Regions from separate parts of the Homo sapiens genome. Here region 1 is linked to region 2. Evidence: chromatin contacts called from ENCODE Hi-C or POLR2A ChIA-PET data. All regions are on one chromosome and are shown on one strand. Each heading gives the region's core, a stretch centred on a gene start or an enhancer-like site at or near the end of the contact. The rest is flanking DNA. Distances are from core to core; before and after follow the strand shown. Region 1 overlaps LINC01359 (long intergenic non-protein coding RNA 1359). Region 2 has its middle 55 kb from the start of DNAJC6-AS1.

The links. Hi-C counts contacts between places; a loop is a spot of excess contacts on that map. ChIA-PET counts read pairs that join two places held with the same protein, here RNA polymerase II (POLR2A). Pooled maps may share reads with other maps.
Region 1: a pooled map shows a loop between it and region 2 (2.9-fold over the local background). The contact joins two enhancer-like sites. A Hi-C loop is called at or near these places in 2 of 50 pooled maps. POLR2A ChIA-PET finds 5 or more read pairs at or near these places in 2 of 52 experiments (Caco-2 and activated T-cell).

Annotation. Positions count from the first base shown.
Region 1 is chr1:64,984,198-64,989,689 of GRCh38, forward strand. It overlaps LINC01359 (long intergenic non-protein coding RNA 1359), which reads right to left. Exons shown (of 7, transcript NR_119383.1): 4 at 5,238-5,297; 5 at 3,066-3,476. It also overlaps a transcript of JAK1 not described here and the pseudogene SLC2A3P2. Among named protein-coding and RNA genes, the nearest start is that of LINC01359, 16 kb to the right of the region's middle. Within about 2 kb of position 3,539, at least 3 of the 41 ENCODE cell types and tissues checked have a DNase peak (open chromatin) inside an H3K27ac peak, as active enhancers do.
Region 2 is chr1:65,251,791-65,256,651 of GRCh38, forward strand. No RefSeq gene overlaps it. Among named protein-coding and RNA genes, the nearest start is that of DNAJC6-AS1, 55 kb to the right of the region's middle. RefSeq lists silencers at 2,300-2,799, 2,890-2,959. Within about 2 kb of position 2,586, at least 14 of the 41 ENCODE cell types and tissues checked have a DNase peak (open chromatin) inside an H3K27ac peak, as active enhancers do.

The sequences.
Region 1 (5,492 bases), core at 2,289-4,788, 270 kb before region 2:
AGGTGCTCTTACATAAACCCTGTCTGCCTTCCCACAGTGTGTGTGTATCTGCTTCCTGGTAAGTCTGCGGTTGGGGGAACTGCACCTTACTTTTCCTCCCCTATATCCCCTAGAGGGCAATATTAGAACCCAAGGGAGAAGAGCTGGCAAAGTTGTCGTATCCCAAGTGGTCAATCCCTCCTGAAATGAAGGGTAGGTTCACTTGGTCTCTCCTACGCAGAAGAGAATGTCCAAGAAATGAAATATTTTAAAAGCCATTGAAAATTCAACAAGCTCCAGTCTTGTTGAGGGAGAAAGGAATCAAGTAGCAGCATTCAGAAGCAGCCCTGGGTTCATCCTTATGAGGTCTCTCCCTCATTCAGGGAGGTGGCTTTCCCTTGCTGGGAGGGAGGTTGAAGGAGGCATGATTTAGACATTGGTGGTGGTCTCCTTAGCAGGCTGGATACTGTTCATCTCCATGACACAGTCCTTCCAGATCTATTTGCATCGTGTGCCTGCCCCTCAAAGGCCTATGTGATATCCTTGAAAGTCCTGTAACACATCTCAGGGACTTTGAAGAAGGTAAAGATCAAGAAGGTAATGAGGAAGTCGGTGAAGATAATAAAAACGTAGGCTCCTAAATAGTAAGCAGCAGAAGGGAAAAGCAATCTGACTAGGAAGTTGGAGGTCCAGGTGGAGCAGCCGGCCACTGCCATCACAGCTGGGCCAGGGCCCTGGCTGAAGAGTTCAGCCACAATAAACCAGGGAATGTGGTCTGGCCCAATTTCAAAGAAGACCACAAAGACCAAGATAGCCCCAATACAGACAAAGCTTATCCCATTACACTCATCCTTCAATAACAAACAAACAGACATGAGGATGGAACAAAAAGCCATCCCTCCAAGGCCTATCATATGTAGAGTCCTTCTTACTGCCCTTTCCACTAGAAATAGGGAAACTATAGTGAAGATAGTATTAACCACACCCACACCAATGGTGACACAGATGGGCTCTTGAACACCTGCACCCTTAAAGATTCCTGTTGAGTAATAGAACACAGTATTGATTACAGAGAGCTGCTGAGAGAGCTGGAGCATGATGGAAATGATGATGGGCTGTCGGTAGCTGGATACTCTAAAGAGCTCCAGCACAGTGACTTGCTTTTCTTGTGCCATCCTTGCACTCTCATCTTTCATCTCCTGGATGTCTTGGGATACATCCTGGGTGCCCCACAACCACTGGAGGATCTCCTTAGCATTCTCCTCTTCTTTTCTGTTAATGAGCAAGAATCTGGGACTTTCAGGGCAAAAAGGAAGGGCTGCACTTTGTAGCATAGCAGGAGAGATGGGAAAGCCTAATAGCACAGGCCATAGGTCTTCAGACCCCAGGATGAATTCCAGATCAAAGATCTGGGCCACCAGAATTCCAACAACAATGCCCAGCTGGTTGAGAGTGCCAAAGACACCTTGCAGGCCAATAGGTGAGATGTCTCCGATGTACGTGGGCACAAAACCTGTGCAGAGTCTGCAGAAGAGGCCAATAACCAAGTAGGCCAGGATCAGTATTTCAACCAACTCAGCTACTTTACACAGTCCCATAAGGCAGCCACCAGTGGCAGCCAACAGGTTGACAGTAAGCATTGAATTACGCCTGTCAAAGCTGTTGACAAACAGTCCAACAGAAAAGGAGCTAATCATACAACCAATGGAGAATATGGCCATAGACAAGCACCAAAGGGACAAGCACAACATCTCAGAGGGAGGGGTATTTGCCTTGTCCTTCAAAGTGTTGATAAATTCCCTTATGATCATCTCAGGAGCATTGATGACCCCAGTGTTGTAGCCAAATTGGAAAGAGCCGATTGTAGCAATTGTGATGGCGAAGATCAGAGATGGGGTGACCTTCTATGTCCCCCATGGCCTCAATCTAATTGTTTTTTTTTTTTTTGGACAGAGTTTCACTCTTGTTGCTCAGCCTGGAGTGCAGTGGGGCGATCTCAGCTCACTGCAACCTCTGCCTCCCGGGTTCAGGCGATTCTCCTGCCTCAGCCTCCCAAATAGCTGGCATTATAGGTGTGCACAACCACACCCTGTTAATTTTTTGTATTTTTAGTAGAGATAGGGTTTCAAGATGTTAGCCAGGCTGGTCTCGAACTCCTGACTTCAGGTGACTCACCCACCTCGGCCTCCCAAAGTGCTGGGATTACAGGTGTGAGCCACTGTACCTGGCCCCTAATCTAATTCTTTTCAAGTCTTTAAGAAAGATCTAGGAGTGTGATTCCAGAGACACCTTTTTCAACCAATGAAACCTTCAAAATTTCCTTCTCGGCAGCAAGTTTTCTCCAGGTCCTCAGGAATGCTCTAAAACTCTCACCATTACAGCATCTCCTATTTTCTATCTTCTAAAGTTGTTGTGAAGATTAAGTTAAATAATAAGCTGGGTGCAGTGGCTCATGTCTGTAATCCCAGCACTTTGGAGGGCTGAGGCAAGAAGATCACTTGAGCCCAGGTGTTATTCAAGACCAGCCTGGGAAACAGAGAGAGACCGTCTCTACAAAAAAATGGTGTTGCATGCCTGTAGTCCCAGCTACTTGGGAGGCTGAGGTGGGAGGCTTGAGCCCAGGAGGTCAAGGCTGCAGTGAGCCATGATTGTGCCACTGCCCTCCAGCCTGGGTGACAGAGTGAGACACTGCCCAACAGCCACCCCCCACCCAAAAAAAAAATATAAAGCACTTAGTACAGTATCTGGCATATTGTAAGCTCTTTATAAAGTTGATTATTATTTTATTATTAGCAGGGACCAAGGCCTTAACGTTGTAAGATGCAGGGAAATAACAAAAGGAAAGAAAGGCTCCCTGTTGCTGAAGCAGCCATTGCCACAGTCAGGTGCACAAGGTCTAGCACAATTTGGCTCCCAGCCAATCTTACCCTACGGTTACCTGCACGCACTCCCTGAAAACTTCCTTAGTTCCTCAAGGTAGGCAGAATTCCTCCTTTAGTTTCCCAGAGTACTTTGCATGTACTTTTCTACTTTCCCTTATCACAATCCATTCTATTTTGCTTGCATATCTATTCACTCTACCCTACCTTATCCCAGGCTGTGAGTTTATGGACAGCAGGAACCAAGCAGTCATCCTTGTATTTGCAGCCATAGGCATTCTGTAAGTATTGGATGAGGATGGAAGGATAGATGGATAGACAGACAGATAAGGAACATGGGATAACTAGTGACTTGGTAAAGGATTAGGCCTGGGTACCCAGGAGACCAATTAAAACAGTCATTGCTTCACAAGCTTCTCTAAGGCTGGATCTGAACAGAAGTGCAAAGGGCATGACATTTGAAGAATTGTTTGCCTGGTGTGGATGGTTAGGCAATCTACATGTGCCTTCAAGGGAAAAGCATGGCTAGTTGGTGACTGCTGACAAAGTTGGTATCAGGCAGAACACCTTGGCAACCAGAAGCCAAGGCAGGATGATGCCTCTAAGTCTTCCTGCAGCCTGAAAAGTTAATAGATTAGTCAATTAGAAGCAAGTCCTTTGAAGTGTGGTCAGTTTCAGGCAGACTTGTGGACAATGACTATTCTCTCTGTGATTGTGTTCACTGTAAACAATGATGCAAGACCTAAAGATAGAAAGGGGATGTGAAATGTTGTTCTCACAGAAGATGGACTGTCTGGAGATAACATTTCCAAGTACCTAGAGTATAAAGTATTTTATAACATAGGGCAATATAGAGGGAGATGCTGTATCTTGACTTTTCAGAAACCATTCTTATTTTATTCATTTTGTTCAAAGCAATTGAAGATGATAATATTTATTGATTGATCACTTATTGTGTACCTCATACTTTTTAAGAAAGTGATATGCTAGAGTTGGCCTTCCCTGGCTCATGAGAGTCAATTATGTGTGTGTTTTCTCAAGCCGCATTAGAAGATTTTACACTGGCATCTTAAATTCGGCCATATCAGGAATATTTACACCATGGAAACTGGCAAACACTAAAAATCAGGGTTTTCAGTCCCATCCCTTCTGAGAGCTGCTTGTCAAATATTTACTGCACACTACTGATTTTACAATAAATGATCCTAATTAGCCCTTCCCATATTCCTACTTTACAGATGAGAAATTGAAGTTTAGAGATTAAATAATTCACTTATTACAAACTTTTTGGTGGCACAGGCAGGATTAAAATTCAGACCATCTGTCTCCAAAGTTCATTCATTTAACCATTTAATTATTTTAAGATTTCAAACTCTACTTAGGTCAGCAAAATGGCAGAGTAGGCAGCCCCAAGCTCCTGTCCCCCCCATAGAAACTCAAAAAACAAGCAGAATCTGTCAGAATTAACTTCTTCAGACTCTGGAAAAAAGTCAGAGGCTTACAGCCACCAAGTGGATGCTGAATTAAGAAAAATAAAAAATGGGCCAGTTGCAGTGGTGGCTCATGCCTGTAATCCCAGCATTTTGGGAGGTCAAGACAAGAGGATCTCTTGAGCCCAGGAGTTTCAGACTAGCCTGGGAAACACAGTGAGACCCTGCCTCTATAAAAAATAAAAAAATAAAAATCAGCCAGGCCTGGTGGTGCATGCCTGTAGTCCCAACTACTGGGGAGGCTGAAGTGGGAGGATCATTTGAGCCTGGGAAGTCAAGGCTGCAGTGAACTATGATCTTGACACTGCACTGAAGCCTGGGTGAAAGAGTGAGCCCCTAACTAAAATAAATAAAATTTAAAAATATATATATATGTATGTATGTGTATATATATATGTATGTGTATATATATGTATGTATGTATATATATATGTATATGTGTGTGTGTGTGTGTGTGTATATATATATATATATATATATATATAAAATACAGAGATAAGGCTGGGCATGGTGGCTCACGCCTGTAATCCCAGCACTTTGGGAGGCCAAGGTGGGTGGATCATGAGGTCAGGAGTTCAAGACCAGCCTGGCCAACATGGTCAAACCCCATCTCTACTAAAAATACAAAAATTTGCTGGGTGTGGTGGCACGTGCCTGTAATCCCAGCTACTCCGGAGGCTGAGGCAGGAGAATTGTTTGAACCTGGGAGGCAGAGGCTGCAGTGAGCCAAGATCATGCCACTGCACTCCAGCCTGGGCGACAAAGAGAGACTCCATCTCAAATAAATAAATAAATAAATAAATAAATAAATAAATAAATAAATAAAATAAACTCAAAAATGGTAGGAAAGTTTTGTGGCATTTTTATTTGCTGTTATTCCACACCTTACCTTGCAATGGTCCTGAAGACAGCAGCCCATACTGTCGGCATGGGAGTGGGGTCCCTGGTTCTAGAGGGAGCAAAGCAGACCTTATTTGCAAATTATTGTGTAGATCGGTTTTAACCTGTCTGTACGTGAAGGACTGGCACAAAATGCTCACCTCTGTTTGCCTAACTCTGAACTAACCCAGATTGGAAAAGCAGCAGGCATTGCTTGAATCATCATAAGGTAGAAGAACAAGGCCTGAGGCAAAAGGTCACAGTT
Region 2 (4,861 bases), core at 1,336-3,835:
GTTTTACATTTAAGTCTAGAATCCATTTTGACTTGATTTTTGTATAAGGTATGAAGTTTGGGTCCTGGATTTTCTCTCTTTTTTTTTTTTCCTATGGATGTCCAATTGCTCCAACATCATTTGTTGAAAAAGCACATTTCTTCCACTGAATTGCTTTTGATCCTTTGTCAAAAATTAGTTGGACAGATTTACGTGGGTCCATTCTATTTCTGGGTCTTTATTCTGTTCCGTTGATATGTGTCTATTTTTCTGCCAACACTGCACGGTTTTTGAAATTGTACCTTTACAGTAGGCTTCAAGTTTGGGTGGAGTGATTCCTCCCATTTTATTTTATATACACACACCTTTCCTCCCCAACCCCCAATCATTTGAAGGCATGTTAAATGCATCGTGGCTCTTTATTCCTAAATGCCTTCGTGTGTATTTTCTTTTTAAATTTTTTTTTATATTTTTCAATTTTTAATAAGAGAGACAAAAGGTTTCACCACATTGCCCAGGCTGGTCTTGAACTCCTGAGCTCAAGCCACCTGCCCACCTCAGCCTCCAAAAGTGCTGGGATTACAGGCGAAGCCACCGTGTGGGGCTTCAGTGTGTGTTTTCTTAAAATAGGGATATTTTCTTACATAATCGCAGTGTAGTTATTAATGTCAGCAAGTTTTTTATTGATAAACATTTTTCTCTAATCTGCTACATATATATATATATATATACACATTTTTGTAAAATTAACTCAGTAATGTGCTTTAGAGCCTTAAAAAACAAAAACAAAAAACTACAAAACAGTGTCCAGTCTAGAGTCAGGTGGTATTGTATTTAGCTGCAATGTCTCTTCTGTCACCTTTTTTTTTTTTTTTTTTTGAGATGGAGTCTTGGTCTGTCTCCCAGGCTGGAGTGCAATGGCGCAATCTTGGCTCACTGTAACCTCCGCCTCCCAGGTCCAAGTGATTCTCCTGCCTCAGCCTCCCGAGTAGCTGGGATTACAGGTGCACGCCACCATGCCCAGCTAATTTTTGTATTTTTAGTAGAGACGGGGTTTCGCCATGTTGGGTCTGGAACTCCTGACCTCAGGTGATTCATCTGCCTCGGCCTTCCAAAGTGCTGGGATTACAGGTGTGAGCCACTGCATCCAGCCCAGTCACCTTGAATCTAGAATATCTCCATAGCTTTTCTTCTTATTTTATGACATTGATACTTTTGAAGAATACAGCACTTCCCTGCTCCTTTTAATAGTGGATTCCTCATTTTGGGTTTATCTGATGTTTCCCCATGATTAGCTTCATGCTGTGCATGTTTGGCCAGAATACTCCATAGATGATGTGTCTTTCTCAGCATATCACATCTGCAGGCATTCGATTTTCACCTGTCTCCACTGGTGATTTTTTTTTTTTTTTTTTTTTTTTTTTTTTTAGATAACGTGACTCTGTCAGCCAGGCTGGAGTGCAGTGGCACCTTCTCGGCTCACTGCGGCCTCTAACTCGCTGGGCACAGGTGATTCTCCCACCTCAGCCTCCTGAGTAGCTGGGACTGAAGGTGTGTGCCACCATGCCTGGCTAATTTGTGTCTGTGTGTGTGTGTGTGTGTGTGTGTGTGTGTGTATGCATTTTTGGTAGAGACGGGTTTTTGCTTTGTTGTGCAGGCTGCTCTTGAACTCCTGGGCTCAAGTGATCCGACTGCCTCAGCCGCCTGAAGTGCTGGGACTACAGGCGTGAGACACCGTGTCCGATCTCCACTGGTGATTTTAATTTTGGTCACCGATAGAAGCTCTTGTCTGATATTATTTGGGCCTACAAAAATGGCAATTTCATAATTTGACCTAACATAAAACCTTTTTACTGAGGTTTTAGATATCTAACCTGTACTCTCTGACGCTCGGTTTCCCTATCTGTTGAGTTTGGAGATTGTTTCTGCCCCACGAGTATTACTGGAGGGGTTAAATAAGATGATGTATGTAAAATCTGCCACATAAAAAGCATTCTATAAATATTAGCTATTATTATTGCAGCCAGGTCGTGTTCAAGGGCATTGGTTTTGATCTTCCTCTCAGTCTCTCCCAATTCCAAGCAAAATCTCAACAGAGACCAGTGATGGCATGGGGATGGGGTGAGGGAGCCTCACTTCTGCCATCTCAGTTTCCTCATCTGGAAAATGGGAAACGCCTCCCACACCACGGGGTTGCAATGAGGTTTCATGAAATGTGTGTAAAAGTAACTGGACATAGAACAAGTTCTTAAAAAATCATGTGGGTGACTAGTAATCTCTTGTATTAGGAAAACAGGAATATCTGTCAGAACTAAAACCACGTTCTAACGTGATGTTTCATTTTGAGGCGGTAGCACGGTGTGAGTAAACATCGTCAGAGTCTAGGGCTCTGGAATTTCTTTAGCGCTGTGTGATTGTGGGCAGATGCCTTACCCTCTCGGAGTGTGGAGTGTATGGTTTGTAACAGGGAGATAAAACGGGTGAGAGCCCCCTAGGACTCCTGTGTTAATAAAGGGTGCTAACGGTGCCCCCCGAGTGAGCGGCGCGGGCCCGCGCGCACCCGCACGCCTCGGGCGCCAGGCGCCGCCGTGTGGGCGGAGCCGGGCAGCCTCCCCTGTCGGCGCCAGCCACGGCTCCCGGCCCCAAGCTCCGCCCCCGGCGCGCATCTCCCAGCAGCGGCCCGGCACCTGGCAGACGCGCGGCGGCGGCGGCGAGCGGTGGCGCTCGGCTCGGGCGACCGCGGCGGGGGAGGGCGCGGCGCACCGATGGGCGCCACTGAGAAGGGAGGCCAGAAGAGCCGGAAGCTGTTTTCCTTGCGGCGGCCGTGGAAGGCGACCCGGCGGCTGTGGAGGCCACGCTCAGCTCGCCAGGCGGCGCAGGGTGAGTGTGGGCGCGGCCGGTCGGGACCTGTTACCCTGAGGCAGGGGCGCAGCGGCGGCGGGGCCGTCCCCGGCGGTCTCTCGGGTCGCGTTCCCGGCCCTGGGAGCCTGGATGCCTAGGCGACGCCCGAACCCGACCCTCGGTCGCGGGTACCGGGACCGCTGGGGAAGCGCAGGGGCTGATGTCGGCACAGTCTCCTTTCCTCTAGCCCCTGCTCGTTGCTTTGGCTCTGGACACAGGGAAGCCACGGTGGCGCGGCGACACAGCCTCACTGAGGTTAGCTTGTCCCCGGCCCCCAGCACCTGGCCTGGCGCCTGCAATGCAGTGCCTACTGGGGGAATGAATCAGAACCCGAGGCTCCCTTCAAGGTCCTCCCGCCCTGTACCCACCTCCTCTCTACCTGCCTGCGGTGATTTCGAAGCTCTCGCCACGATAAACTATTTCCAAGCACACTCAGTCCTGTCCTCGCCAGGGCCTCAACTCACAGCCAATCACTGACTCACTCCATTCATTCATTCCACAATTTTTATCGAGCCCCTCCATCTGCCTTGGCCGGAGAACACGATGGGCAAAGCCCGGATCTTGGAACTACTTCTAGAGAGGAAGACAGACATTACACACGCAAAACAGAGAAAGCCCGGTACACATTGCTATGTGCGCTTAGAGGGAATCAGTCTGCTGACAGAGGAAAAAAGGCAGGTCCCCGAGCTTCCATGGCAGGCGGACTGGGAAGGCCTCTCCGAGGCATTGCAAGTCAGCGGAGACCCGAGGACTGACTAGGAGTTACTCTAGCGTGAAGCCGAGTAATAGAGAATAGCAAGTGGAAAGGTTCCCAGAGTGCCTGAATTGAGCAAGGGGAAAGAGAGGGATGCAGGGCCTGGATCGAGGTCTGGGCAGAACATGAAGAGGAGTTCGGATTTTATTCTACGTGAGCTGGGAAAACACTGAAGTGTGCTAAGCAGGGAAGTGACCTGATCTGGGGGCTCCCGGCTTTTCTCTGTCTGCAGTGTCCATGCTCGCATCTCAGCCTGCCGGATTCCTACCCTCCTGCCAAGACTAGCACAAATGCAGTCTCCTCGCTGAAATCTCTGTGGTTCCTGCCACCTGTAACCCCTCCTTTAGCATTTCGTCACCTGTAGAGCGTTTGTCACTGTTCATCTGGTATTAAAGATTCCACATTCTCATCCATTTCATCTTTGCATCCCCCACGAGGCTAAGTGCAGGGCTTGGTACTGTGTAGATACTGCTTATGAATGTGTCTTGTCTTGTCCTTTTTGTCTGTTTCCATCATCTGAGGATCCTTCCTCTGGGGGGTTGACATGCCTTATTTCTAAAATGGCCGACCGGATGCAGGGCAGAGCCAGATTGCACCAGGACCCTGCCATCGATATAGTCCCCCTCACCCACCCCCGGTGTTTTGAGGATTAAATAAATTAATGAATTAAACGAGTTAGTAGTTATAAAGTGTTAGCACCTATTAAGCATTATAAAAATAAATTTGAAAATGACCAGCAATAATTATCTTTCAAATATTTATTTATTGCATTGGAAACAAGCTTTTCTATTGGTGGTTGTTAGGGAGACTCTGCAGCTTGTCATTGTCATCTTGCCGGCTTTTAAGTATGTGTTCCTACTTTTTAAAAGTCAGTGCACCAACAAAATTCTTTCCATACTGTCATCAAGAACTATTGCTGAGGCCGGGCGCAGTGGCTCACCCCTGTAATCCCAGCACTTTGGGAGGCCAGGCGGACGGATCACTTAAGGTCAGGAGTTCGAGCCCAGCCTGGCCAAGGTGGTGAAACCCCGTCTCTACTAAAAATACAAAAATTAGCTGGGCGTGGTGGCATACACCTGTAGTTCCAGCTACCTGGGAGGCTGAGGCAGGAGAATCGCTTGAACCCAAGAGGCAGAGGCTGCAGTGAGCTGAGATTGCACCACTGCACTCCAGCCTGGGCCACAGAGTGAGATTCTGTCTCAGACAAACAAACAAAAAGAACTATTG